Linked DNA regions of Homo sapiens: regions 1 and 2 are each linked to region 3. The links are chromatin contacts, found by Hi-C or POLR2A ChIA-PET in ENCODE. All regions are on one chromosome and are shown on one strand. Each heading gives the region's core, a stretch centred on a gene start or an enhancer-like site at or near the end of the contact. The rest is flanking DNA. Distances are from core to core; before and after follow the strand shown.

Evidence for each region. Hi-C counts contacts between places; a loop is a spot of excess contacts on that map. ChIA-PET counts read pairs that join two places held with the same protein, here RNA polymerase II (POLR2A). Pooled maps may share reads with other maps.
Region 1: a map of chondrocyte shows a loop between it and region 3 (2.2-fold over the local background). The contact joins two enhancer-like sites. A Hi-C loop is called at or near these places in 3 of 168 maps with a recorded cell type or tissue (HCT116, PC-9 and chondrocyte) and 2 of 50 pooled maps. POLR2A ChIA-PET finds 5 or more read pairs at or near these places in 4 of 52 experiments (H1, PC-9 and WTC11).
Region 2: a map of endothelial cell of umbilical vein shows a loop between it and region 3 (22-fold over the local background). The contact joins two enhancer-like sites. A Hi-C loop is called at or near these places in 3 of 168 maps with a recorded cell type or tissue (cardiac septum, endothelial cell of umbilical vein and heart right ventricle) and 2 of 50 pooled maps. POLR2A ChIA-PET finds 5 or more read pairs at or near these places in 1 of 52 experiments (endothelial cell of umbilical vein).

Annotation. Positions count from the first base shown.
Region 1 is chr22:27,666,729-27,670,815 of GRCh38, reverse strand. No RefSeq gene overlaps it. Among named protein-coding and RNA genes, the nearest start is that of CPMER, 46 kb to the left of the region's middle. RefSeq lists enhancers at 1,090-1,384, 1,190-1,484, 2,861-3,360. Within about 2 kb of position 1,360, at least 17 of the 41 ENCODE cell types and tissues checked have a DNase peak (open chromatin) inside an H3K27ac peak, as active enhancers do.
Region 2 is chr22:27,237,816-27,241,758 of GRCh38, reverse strand. No RefSeq gene overlaps it. Among named protein-coding and RNA genes, the nearest start is that of LINC01638, 15 kb to the right of the region's middle. Within about 2 kb of position 2,603, at least 7 of the 41 ENCODE cell types and tissues checked have a DNase peak (open chromatin) inside an H3K27ac peak, as active enhancers do; they include endothelial cell of umbilical vein, where a contact is called at or near this core.
Region 3 is chr22:27,419,410-27,423,550 of GRCh38, reverse strand. No RefSeq gene overlaps it. Among named protein-coding and RNA genes, the nearest start is that of LINC02554, 110 kb to the right of the region's middle. Within about 2 kb of position 2,715, at least 18 of the 41 ENCODE cell types and tissues checked have a DNase peak (open chromatin) inside an H3K27ac peak, as active enhancers do; they include endothelial cell of umbilical vein, where a contact is called at or near this core.

The DNA.
Region 1 (4,087 bases), core at 111-2,610, 250 kb before region 3:
TTTGTCCTCATGTGTCACTGAGGAATGCAGCTACAGTCCAGATAAAGGCAGCTTTGTTTGGAGACCTCAGGAGGGGGAAGGGGGAAGGGGGAAGGTGGGGAAGGGGCAGAAAGAAGCAGGCTGGGGAAGGGGAGGGGTTACCATCACCTCCTGGCTGATCCCAACCCCCTGGCTCTGGGCAGGAAGCACCTATGCCCCCGTGGACACCCACATCCTCTGCCATCCCCTTAAGGCACTTCCTGACTTTGGGCAAGCAGCTCCCTCCTCTCTGAGCCTCAGTTTCCTCATTTGGATGATGGGGATCATCTGTCAACCTCTATGGATAGTTTGGAGGTTCCAGCCAAGTAAGTCATATGGTTGATTTGACTTGCAAGGCATATTGATGACTAAGAAAAAGACAGCCCAGAGAGGTCAAGTGACTTGCCCAAGGTCCACACAGCTTGACCTTGGAAGGAGTGATGCAGTCGGGTGTTTGCCAAGCATTGAGGGGGTGGGGCAGAACGAGGCTGGGATCCCAGGCTGCGCCCTTTGATGTGGCAAGCAAGAATGACAGGTGGTCCCTTGAATGTATGCACTTGCTCATGGAAGCCTCACCAGGGTGGGCGTTGAGTTTGCCCTTGGTCACTACTGTCCCCATGCCCCTCGGTGCCTGGCACAGGTAGGCAGGAATGCTCAATGATTTAAACCCACAGCCTCTGGGGCCAGGCGGCTACCACCTGGGGCTGTGTGATCTTGGGCTAGTCCTGATCCTCTCCATGTCTCAGTTTGCCCCTCTGTAAAACGGATCTAATATGAGGACTCCCCTCACGTGCACAGGCCGTGGAGGAGCCCATAGAAGGTCCCTAAATCAGCCTGAGGCAGCAGCTATCTGGGCAGACTGCCTGGAGGAGGGGATGGGCAAGTTCAAGGAGATGATCTGCACAGAGCCTGGCATCGGTTATTCGGATTAGTGGGACAATGGCTATCTGCTTGCTGGCTGCACAGAGGATTTTCCCAAGGTCATGGCCGAGGGTGCGCTGGGATCAGCCCAGGCTCCTCTGGGCTGTTTCTGCCCAGGAAGGAAGGGTGTGAGTCCTGCAGTGCAGGGGTGAGGCGGTTGAGTGCAGGAGGAGTAGGCATCATGTGCCACCCAGCTCCAGGCCGGGCTCTGCCCTTTTGAGAGGAGGTGTCATGTGGGTCTGGAGCTAAGGGACGTGGCCCCCTGGCCCCTCCTCACAGTGACGGATGTGGACAGACAGATGGTCTAGGGCTGGGCACGCTTAGTCATGGCCCAGATATAACCTGGGCCCCATGGGGCGGCTCCCTCTGTCTCACTGTCTCACAGCAGCTGCAGCCAATCCCAGTGGGTCTGAGGCCTCACTTTGCCTACTGAGTGGGTCTCAGCTCACTCTCTTTGGATGCAAGAGGAAATGGAAGCCCAGAGAGGGGAAGTGACCCACTCAAAGCTGCACAGCAAGCGAGGGACAAAATCATCTGGTCACTCACTGACTTGGCAAATATTTCTGGACTCTGAAGAGTGGACTAAGTCCATCAGGGAAGAACATACCTAGAGAAAGCACTGACTTGGACAAAGGTACAGAGGAGAAGTTCTGTGATGGTTAAGGGTGTGGGTACCAGTCTGCTGGGATCCAAGCCCTCTCTGGCACTTGCTGTGTGACTTAGAGCAAGTGAATCAACTACTCTGTGCCTCTGTTTCCTCACCTGTAAGTTGAAGATATTCACAGTGTTTATGTCATAGGGGTCTTATGAGGATGAAATGAGTTCATTCATGCAAGATGCTTAGCATGGGTCCTGGCACACAGTAGGTGCTCAATAAACAGGAGCTGTTAGGAAGGCATGGGGAATGAAGGACATGTGGAACATGGGAACCACCAGCCAGTGGTTGGTAGGGAATGTCTAGAGCCCAGAGTGGGGTGTTGTGGCCCCATGTGGAAGCTTGGGGAACCAGGGCTTAGCCTTGTAAAGAGAGTGGGTGGGGGCAGGGCAGGGTAAAGGCTGGGAGGTTCTGGCAGGAGGCAGGAATTCTAGGTGAGCAATACTGGGGCGATGAAACTAGAGCAGAAATGGAGGCAGGGACGAGAAGGAGGTGGAAAGGAGGGGCTTGGAACCTGTCTAAATGTGGCAGGAAGAGGAGGGGTGTCATCCAGGAGAACCGTCCCGGGTTCCAGTGGAGGAGAGGAACCTACAAAGGGAGAGATGGAGCCCCTGACTGGTGGGGCCAGCCACTCTCTGAGAGTCTCTGAGGTGCCCAGCCTGGCCCAGGAGGTATCATCATGCTTAGGGTGGCAACAAAATTTGCAGGCTGCCGTGTGAAACAAAACTGCAGTCCTCCTTGTTTAAAAGGCAGGAAAAATGTACAGTAAAGGTACTAAAATAGGAAATGTTTGCCCTTCTTCCGTGAGTCTCTTCTGCTCACCTGCATGCTTCACTGCCCCACTGGGCTTCACTTACAAAACATAGATAGGTGCAGAAATTAAGAATTTCAAGATGGTGGCCGGGCATGATGGCTCACATCTGTAAACCCAGCACTTTGGGAGGCTGAGGTGGGCAGATCACATGAGGTCAGGAGTTCAAGACCAGCCTGGCCAACATGGCGAAACCTTGTCTCTACTAAAAATACAAAAATTAGCTGGGTGTGGTGGCGCATGCCTGTAATCCCAGCTACTTGGGAGGCTGAGGCAGGAGAATCACTTGAACCTGCGAGGCAGAAGTTGCAGTGAGCCGAGATCACGCCACTGTACTCTAGCTTGGGCAACAGAGGAAGACTCTGCCACACACACACACACACACACACACACACACACACACACACACACAAAGAATTTCAAGACGGTAACAGCAAAACATAAACCCAGCTTGGAGCCTTTCTGAGCGCCGGGCTCTGTGCAACTGCAGAGATCTCATGGCCGTAAAGTTGGCCCTGATTCATGCCCATTCTGCAGAGGAGAAAGCTGAAGCTCAGAGAAGTGAAATATCCTGGTATTCTCACTCCAATTCCAGAACCCCCTATATTCTGCACCCCCTTCCAATGCTTGCTCATGTCTAATTGTTATTCACCAATCTCCAGAGAAGGGTTCGAAGCAATTGATGGTAAAATGCAGGAGCTGTTAACACAGGTGCAGTGGAAGGCACACCATGACCCTGAGGGAGGACGCCGGCCTGGGAGCTGTGTGACCTTGGATGGGCCGTGCAAACTCTCTGTGCCCACAGTCCCTCTGCAGAGACTGGTTCAGAACTCCTGTTTCCCCAGCCCCCAAGCCTTGCCTCCCTTCCTGACCCATATTCCCCTTGGTGTCTGAGGCTTGAAGCGGTTATAAAAAATAAAACCACAGTCCCCTGATGTGCTTTCTGGCTTCTCAGGCCTTATTTTTTTTGGCCGCTAAGGAGACTAATAAATGGCTTGCCACTTGACGTAATCATTAAGGGCTCCACTGAGCTGTGGGCAGTGTTTTCTCTCCTCCTTGGCCGGGCCTGGGGCGCACAGCCACCGAGGGTGGCAGTGATGGATGGTGTCATCATGGGGCTTGCCCGGGGGAAGTGCTGGTGGTGGTCGGCCATGGCTCTCTCTCCTGCAGGCTCCTGGGCTATTCATTATGCGAAGGAGGAGCTGAAGCGTGGGGGTGACGGCTGGCTTCCAGAAGGAGCATGGACTGGAATTCCAGGCGGAGTGTGGGCCAGGGTGTATATAAAGATTAGTGTTCGGGTGCAAAGAGTCAATTGATGAGTGGCCAATAAACAGAGGGAAGGAAAGCAGGGTATAATCCAATAATATACATTAAAACATTTTCTGAAGTTAGAAAATTGGTAAAAACTTTAAAAATAGAATTAAAAAATTAAAAATTAAAAAATTACGTGATTGTTTGCAAAAATGTTCTTAATTTGCCTCCCTTCTCTGTATCTGTATCCTTTGCAATGTGGCTTTGCAGTTCCTCCCATCAAGAGATAGAGTCTGTTTCCCACTCCTTGAATCAAGCCTCAGTCATGTGACATGTTTTGGCCAATAGAATGTGGTGGATGTGATGATGTGATTCTGTACCTGTTCTGAACCTCGGCCATAAGGGACTTGCAGCTTCGATTTGCTAACCTG
Region 2 (3,943 bases), core at 1,354-3,853, 180 kb after region 3:
GACAGTCAGGGGTTCAGGTCAGAGCTAGGAGGACCCTCAGAGAGCATTGGCTCCCTTCTCTTGTAGAGTCAGGGTAACTGTGACCCAGAGAGGGCAAGCTACTGGGAAAAGGCCAAACAGCGAGACGGGACAGCAGACCCATGTGCCCATGTGTTTGTCTTCCTAGGAGCAATAGGAGTCCGTTTGCCCAGAGAGTAATTAGAATATGTGATATGACCAGCCCTTGTTAGGGCAGAGGACAAAAATTAGGCAACTTAGCCATTCCTAGCACTCACAAAAAGGTGAACTCTGGATTAACATAAGGATTAACCCATTTAATCCTCCCCCAAGCCCTACTAGGACACTTTTAGTATCCCCATTGACAATGGAAGACTCTGAGGGCTCAGAGAGGTTAAGTAACTTGCTCAAGGTCACGCAGCCAGTGCTATGGTTTGAATGTCCTCTCCAAAACTCAAGTTGAAATTTAGTTGCCATTGTGACAGTGGTAAGAGGTGGGACAATTAAGAGGTGACTAGGCCATGAGGACTCAATCCTCATGAACGAATTAATGTTGTTATCACATCACAGGAGTGATGGGAATTATCATGGGTGTGGGCACTTGATTTAAAAAGTATGAGTTCAACCCTTTTTCTGTCTCACCTTTTCTTACCCGTCCACCTTCTGCCGTGGGATGATGCAGCATGAAGGCCCTCACCAGATACTGGCACCTTGCTACTGGACTTCCCAGACTCCAGAAGTGTGAGAAATATATTTCTTTTCTTAATAAATTACCCAGTCTTGGGTATTTCATTGTAGCAGCACAAAACGGATAAAGATAGCCAGTTGGTGGCAAAGCTGGAGTTTGAACCAGAGTCCAACCTTTTACCTGTTATCCATGCGGCTTTCCCACTGAGGATGGAGTCAAGCTTCCTCCAGTGTGCCCAGGCCATAAGCTAAGCACTCACAGGGCAGGTAGACCCTGGGGGATCTCACAGCCTGGGGCAGTGGCTGGTGATCAGTAATCACACTCCAGCCTAATGTTCTGGCAGCCACCCAAGCTGGGCACAGAGTTAGATTCCCTGCCTGCTTCCTGATACTTAGCTTGTTCATTGCAGTCTAGCCTCAGTGTCATGTTTTTTCATTACCAAGAGCTTGTCCCAGCTCCTTGGTCTTGTTGTGAGTGGTGATAGCAGGGGCTCTGGAATCTGCCTGCCTGTATCTGCATTTTGACAGCTGTGTGACCTTAGACAAGTCGCTTAACCTCTCTGGGCTTTACTTTCCTCATCTGTAAACTGGGACTAATAATAGTACTTGCCTCATAGGGTGGAAATGAAAGTAGTGACTATTTAAAGTGCTTAGAAAAATGCCAGCACACCCCAGAGCTCACTATAAGTGATGATTACTATGGCTACTGCTGCTTCTATCGCTGGGGCAGGGGTGCGCTACAAACTGGAGTTGTCACCACAGATGAGGTCTGTGCTACCCATTGCCAACCACAGGGTATTTATTGGACACCCGCTGTGTGCCAGGCCCTATGCTAGGCACTGAGGGTGAAATAGTGAAGAAGCAGGCAGGCACCATCGCTGTCCCATGCCCCTCCCCCCAGCCTAGTGGGGAGATGGATGAGGAAACTGACAGTTCGACGCAGAGTGATCAGGGCTGCTGAGGGAAGCCCCCAGGAGGCCCCAGAGCCAGCAGAGGGTGGGATGTGGGCCTCGTAGACTTCTCGGAGGATAGGTGGGACTTAATCAGAAGAAGGTGAGAGGAAACAGGATTGGAGGTGGTAGGATCAGCACATGCAAAAGACTAGTGGTGGACAGACCACAGGAGTGTTGGAGGACCAGAATGAGGTTTTATAGTACTGAAGATCATGGGGGAGGGGGTCCTGAAAGGAGTGGGGGTTGGAAGGTCATAGAGGAAGGAGGCATGGAGGTCAACAGGGGCCAGATCTTCCAGCCAAAAGGAGAAAAGGGTTTGGACTTAACTTGAGGGCAGCAGGGAGCCGTGGAAGGCTGTAGGCACAGAAGGGATATAGTCAGATAAGGGTTTGAGAAAGACTTTGTGCAGCGTAGAGAGCAGCATAAAGTTGGGAGTGGCCCTGTCTTTCATGAAATAAGCAGAACATGGCTAGGAAATGTCTCCTGCAGGGGTGCGGAGATGTTGTTCCATATTCCGGCAGGAGGCCACATCCCCAAGCTCAGGTTGTCTCTGATGAGCAGCTCCCCCACCCCCAAGCCCATCCTCTGGGTCCTTAGCCTTTGTAGCCTGGGTGGCGTGAGGTCAGAGCTCTCTGGAGCAAAGGGTCACTGCTGATTCCTGGGGTCCTTGGGAGGCCACAGACAGCAAGGAGGGCTGTGGGGAGAGGAAAACCTACTGAGGCATTCCACGCAGCCGCCTACCCTGAAGCATCACTGGCCAGGAATGCAGGGGCACCCAGGGGCCATGCTTATCACCCTCCCCAAGCGTCTGGAGCAGCCCGGTTCCTGTCGGCTGTCCATCCAGATGGGCCCTAAATCAGTGGGCCCTTCCTCCTCCAGCTGCAGCTGACACAGAGCCTGGACCCCAGCCAACGCCCAAGCCCAGGAGCCCAGACTATAACATGTCAGCCTCCCACACACACAGACCCTGCCAGCTCCCAACACAGCCACTGGGTCTGGCGTGTGTCAGCTGAGAGATGTTGCAACAGGGAAATGGCATGGAGTCAGACAGGTATGGGTTTGAATTCAGACTGCTGGGCTTAGTGACTTGCCTCAGTTTTCTCCTCTCTAAAATGGGAATATTAACAGGACCCACTTCCTCGAGTAGCCGTGAGGATTAAGTAAGACAGTGGATGTGACTGCACCTAATAGGTCTGGCTAGCACATTCTGTGTCTCGTTAAATATATACTCCAGAGCTCTAGAGCTCCTTTTGTAAGATCAATGCAATTACCCGTATACAGCTCTGGACAGAATCTACTTCTGAGTTAATGTCTCCAGATTATTCCCCAAATGGCTCCCGGCACATTCTCTTAATGCACTCAAATTGGTTTCCCAGTTTTACAGGAACTTGTTTGAGACCCGCTTCTGGGGAAGTACACGGGTTAAGAGGAGGAACCTCCAGTTGTAGAGGTTCAGTACTTGGTCTTCCCTTCCCTCCAGCCTGATTTCATGGCCCCATGGAATGCAAAAGTTATAAATAACAAGCTATATGACATGTTGGAAGGTGATAGTTCTATGGGAAAGAAACCAGTAGAGGAGGATAAAGGAGATTGAGTGTCCCAGGGGTGGGAGGTGGTGTTAGAATTTTAATAGAACTTGGCCGGGAGCAGTGGCTCACACCTGTAATCCCAACACTTTAGGAGGCCAAGGCGTGCAGATCATCTGAGGTCAGGAGTTCGAGACCAGCCTGCCCAACATGGTGAAACCCCGTCTCTACTAAAAATACAAAAATTAGCCGGGCGTGGTGGCAGGTGCCTGTAGTCCCAGCTACTCGGGAGGCTGAGGCAGGAGAATTGCTTGAACCCAGGAGGCGGAGGTTGCAATGAGCTGAGATCCCACCATTGCACTCCAGCCTGGGCAACAAGAGTAAAACTTCATCTCAGAAAAAAAATATTAATAGAACTTCTGGATATAGTTAACTTTTCCTTTAAAAATTTCATCTTTGTGTCTGTTTTATATGGTACTTAATCTATGAATACAGTAGTGCATGGTCACAATTTATAAGCATGTGTATTTGTTTATATATGTATGTTTGTATGTATCTGTGCATATGTTTGTATTTTTTACGGTGTGAGTTCAAGTAGTTTGGACACCCCTGAGTTATACAGACACAAGCAGCAGGATTCTAGTGGATGGAAGATTACAGGCTTCCACTCTTAGGTATTATTTGCTCCCCAAGGTGGTCTTAGAAATCAGCCCTCTCCCCTCAAATTCTACATCCTTGCTGAGTGCAGTTTGAAGACACTCATCCTCAACCTCTTCATTC
Region 3 (4,141 bases), core at 1,466-3,965:
TACCATCTACTTTCAAAGTTTCCTGCCTGGCCCCTATGTGCATTTGAATAGGCAACCTATAGATCACCTTCACCTTTTTTTCTTCACTTCTTTTTTTTTTTTTTTTTATTGGCCCCTAAGTAACTCTTTCAGACATTTTTCCCTACTCACTCCCTGCCCCCACCAATGAAATTTTAATAGCACAGATATATTGGATATCTGTTTATGCACTGTATGTATGTCTGTAAGACTTTGTGCCCTCCAAGGGGAAAACTTCACCCCTGTGGAGAATCCAGGCTCTAGGTTATAAAGTCTCTGCCTGTCTCTGATGGTTCTCATGATGCAGTAGGGATGGAAAGTGGGTTGGCAATGAGATGAGCTGATCTTTGTAATCATTTCTCTCTTATATTCCCTGGATGAGCACTCCATTTTGGCCTTGCTGCTCTCCTTACTTCCCCCTAAATGACCTCTAGGCAGTCCAGACTCATTTTGTCATGCTGTTCTCCCCCTGACACCCAACTCATCCAAATCCTCAAGATCCAGGCATCCCGTCCTCTAGAATCTTTCTGGCCAATTAAAATACTGGTCCATGGGTATTGAAATGTCAGAGGGGAAAGCTCTTAGGGAGTAACAATTTCTAAACTTACACTTTGCAGATGAGCAGACAGAAGCCCAGAGATGGCAAGAAACTTATCCAAGCTGCACAGCAAGTCAGGAAGAGGTAAAAAACCATGACCAGATTTTAAGGCCAATACTTTCCATCCACACTACTTACTCCCTAAGGCAGATTTATTTACCTTTGCATCACCTGGGCCTAGCTAGCACAGAGGTGATGCTTGTGGAGTGTCATAATGCACATTGACACCTTAAAGCATTAAAGGCTTTGACAAGTCTTGCAAGAAAACAAACCATTTTAGTTTTGTGTAATACAGCTTTGTTTGAACTTGTGCTTGACTCTGGAACCTGTTTGTGACTGTAAACCCTGCTATGTGCCAGGTACTTGGGCTAAGACTATTTCTAGTTTTACAACATCTCCCAGCTGGAAATGACCCAAACCACATCAACAGTAAAACAGATTTTAAAACTCTGGTATGTTCACACAAAAGAATATTATACAGCAGTGAAAATGAATAGACTATAGCTCTGTGCAATAACATGGAGAAATCTCACTGTATAATATTGGAAAGAAGAAACCAGACACAAAATAATAATAATATGATTACTATGACTATTCCCTTTACATAAAACCCCAAAACAGACAAGGCTAAACTATGTTGTTTTTAGGTCTGAAGAAAACGCAAGGAAATCATGACCACAAAAGTCAGGATAGTCATGAAATATTGTGGGGAGGGAGGGAGTAGAATCGAAGAGAGTCAAGAAAGTGCTTCTGGCTGGGCGCGGTGGCTCACGCCTGTAATCCCAGCACTTTGGGAGGCTGAGGCAGGCAGATCACTTGAGGTCAGGAGTTTGAGACCAGCCTGACCAACATGGTGAAACCACTTCCCTACTAAAAATACAAAAATTAGCTGGGCATGGTGGTGGACGCCTGTAATCTCAGCTACTTGGGAGGCTGAGGCAGGAGAATTGCTTGAACCTGGGAGCTGGAGTTTGCAGTGAGCAGAGATCGTGCCACTACACTCCAGCCTGGGCAAGAGAGCGAGACCCCGCCTCAAAAAAAAAAAAAAAAGAAAAAAGAAAAAGAAAAAAGAGAAAGTGCTTTAGGTTGTTTCTTGCGCTGGCTGGTGGTTACATGGGTATTTGCTTGATAGTGAATCATTCAATTATGCAAAGTCATATTTTCTGCATTTTGCTGTAGTTTTTAAATGTTTTATAATTGAGAGAATAATAAAGGTTGTGCTATCCTTAGCTCAGAGAATGGACTCTGAGGGCAGGAGTGGAGGTGGGAGGGTTTGAGAGGAGGCTGCTGCAGTCACCACTGCACCGATGGTGGCCTGGACTGCAGTGGGGACCACTGGGATGGAGGGACCAGAGGGATTCACGAGGGACTTAGCAGATAATTTGGCAACCCCCAGTGTGTTCACCAATGTGTTTGAGCTCCTGGCTTTGAACCACTGGCTCCAGGACTTCCTGTTCATAGTCCCTGACATTCAGAACCAGGAGGCCAAATGGGCCTCATTGGGGTGCCCCCAGGACAGAGAATGTGAAGAGCTTCGGAGAATGCCATGGAAAGGCGGCCAGGAAAAGAGATGGGGAAGTTGAGTGCAAAGAGAGAGCGGTGAAGAGGCGGTCCTTTAGAGCTGTCAGCATGGGGCCCCAGGCGCTCCGCGTGCCATAAGCAGCTTCTTTGGATTGTTTTTTGGCCAACACGCACAGGTCGGGTGGTGAGCTGGCCAGGACGACCCGTGCAGATGTGGTTGCAGCTGGAGGGGGGAGGCGTGCAGTGATCAACGAATAGATGAAAACCCAGTCCCCAGGTAGCCCCTCTCCGGCTCCCCAGAGCGTGTTTTCTTGCGTCTTCTTTCCCACCTCCCGGGGGTGGCCGTGGTGTTTTCTGTCTGGCTGGCGATGCCTGGCCGTGCTCGGGAACACAGTCCCCTTCAGAAGTGCCCCCCGAGTCTACCGAGCCATCCAAGCCCTGACAAACTCTTGAGGGAAGCGGGCGTCGCAGGCCCAGCTGTGTAAATGTTTTTGGTTTTCCTGCTGAGGCTAGGGGTTGAGTCCATGCCAAGACAAGCCTCGCTTGAGTTTTCTTTGGCAAGGCGGCCCGGCTCAGGAATGTCAGGCAAACTTTCCAAGTGGGATGGCCTGTTGGTGGGACCTGGGGCTGAAAGCTGAGCCTGGGGTGTACTTTGCCATCATCTAATTACCACATCCCCAATTAGAGTCAAGAAGCTGTGCCCAGGCTGGTCAGATGGGAGCCATTTTCTCGGTGTGCCCTCCCCTTTCCTGGAGGGATCAGGGCTATTTAGGGGGCTTTCTGTGGGCTTCCCCAGTGGGCATGGGTGGGAAAGTGGCATTCAGCATCCTCAGAATGATGGAGCTTTGAAGGGGATGTGCCGACTCCATTCTGGGCCCAGGCTGTGAAATTGGGAGAAGTGGCCACACCATCACTGTGAGGTGTGTGTTTTTCTTCTTCTTGTTTAACTCCATTTGGCTAACTGTGACTTGGAGCTTTCTTGGTGGATCTCATGGAAGAGAAAATCTAGAGCAGGGCTTCCAGATGGAAAATACTCCAGTGGTAGGCAAACTACGTAAATGAATGGAGCTGGCCAAGAGTGAGGCAACAGGGAGCGGCGGGGACTGGGGCAGAATGGGAGCTCATACCCTTTCTAAAGGGGCGGGTGCCTGTAATTTCAGCACTTTGGGAGGCTAAGGCAGGAGGATCACTTGAGTCCAAGAGTTCAAGACCAGCTTGGGCAACATAGTGAAACCCATCTCTACTAAAAATACAAATATTAGCCGGGTGTGGTGTCACACGACAGTAATCCCAGCTACTCTGGAAGCTGAGGCAGGAGAATTGCTTGAACCCAGGAGGTGGAAGTTGCAGTGAGCCAAGATTATGCCACTGCACTCCAGCCTGGGTAACAGAGTGAGACTCTGTCTCAAAAAATAATAAATAAATAACTAAATAAATAAATAAGGGAGTGGGTTCTTCTCAGCTCTAGCAAAGCCCAGCTGCTCTGGGTGAATATAATTCTCATGTGGTCCAAACATCTGAAATTCCAAGAGAGACCCCAAAGTGTATTTTACGCGAAATCTCCCCATCTCTAAATATTGGCAACTAATTAGATTTTTTTAAAAAAATCAATGAAGTGCTGTATTAGCCAAACAAAATACATCTGGGAGCTGGACAAGGTCTCCAGATCACCAATGTGTGACCTCTGGTCTCTGAATTCCTGACCCATAACTGCAAGCCGAGTGGACAGATGGAGACAATGACATCATCCACAACAATAGCAATAACAAAAACCTTTTGTTTCTACTCTGGGCCACCCTAGGTGTCATGCAAGCATTTTGTATGCGGAGCTTCATTGAAATCTCACATCAACCTGATAGGAAGATATCATCACGCCTACTTTATCGACAGGAAAACTAAAATCTCCAAGAAGGGAAGTGACTTGACCAAGGGAACCGATTGGTAAGTGGCAGTGCAAGAATTTGAGCCCGGGTCTGTCTGAATCCCAGCACTGGGCCAGAGTAA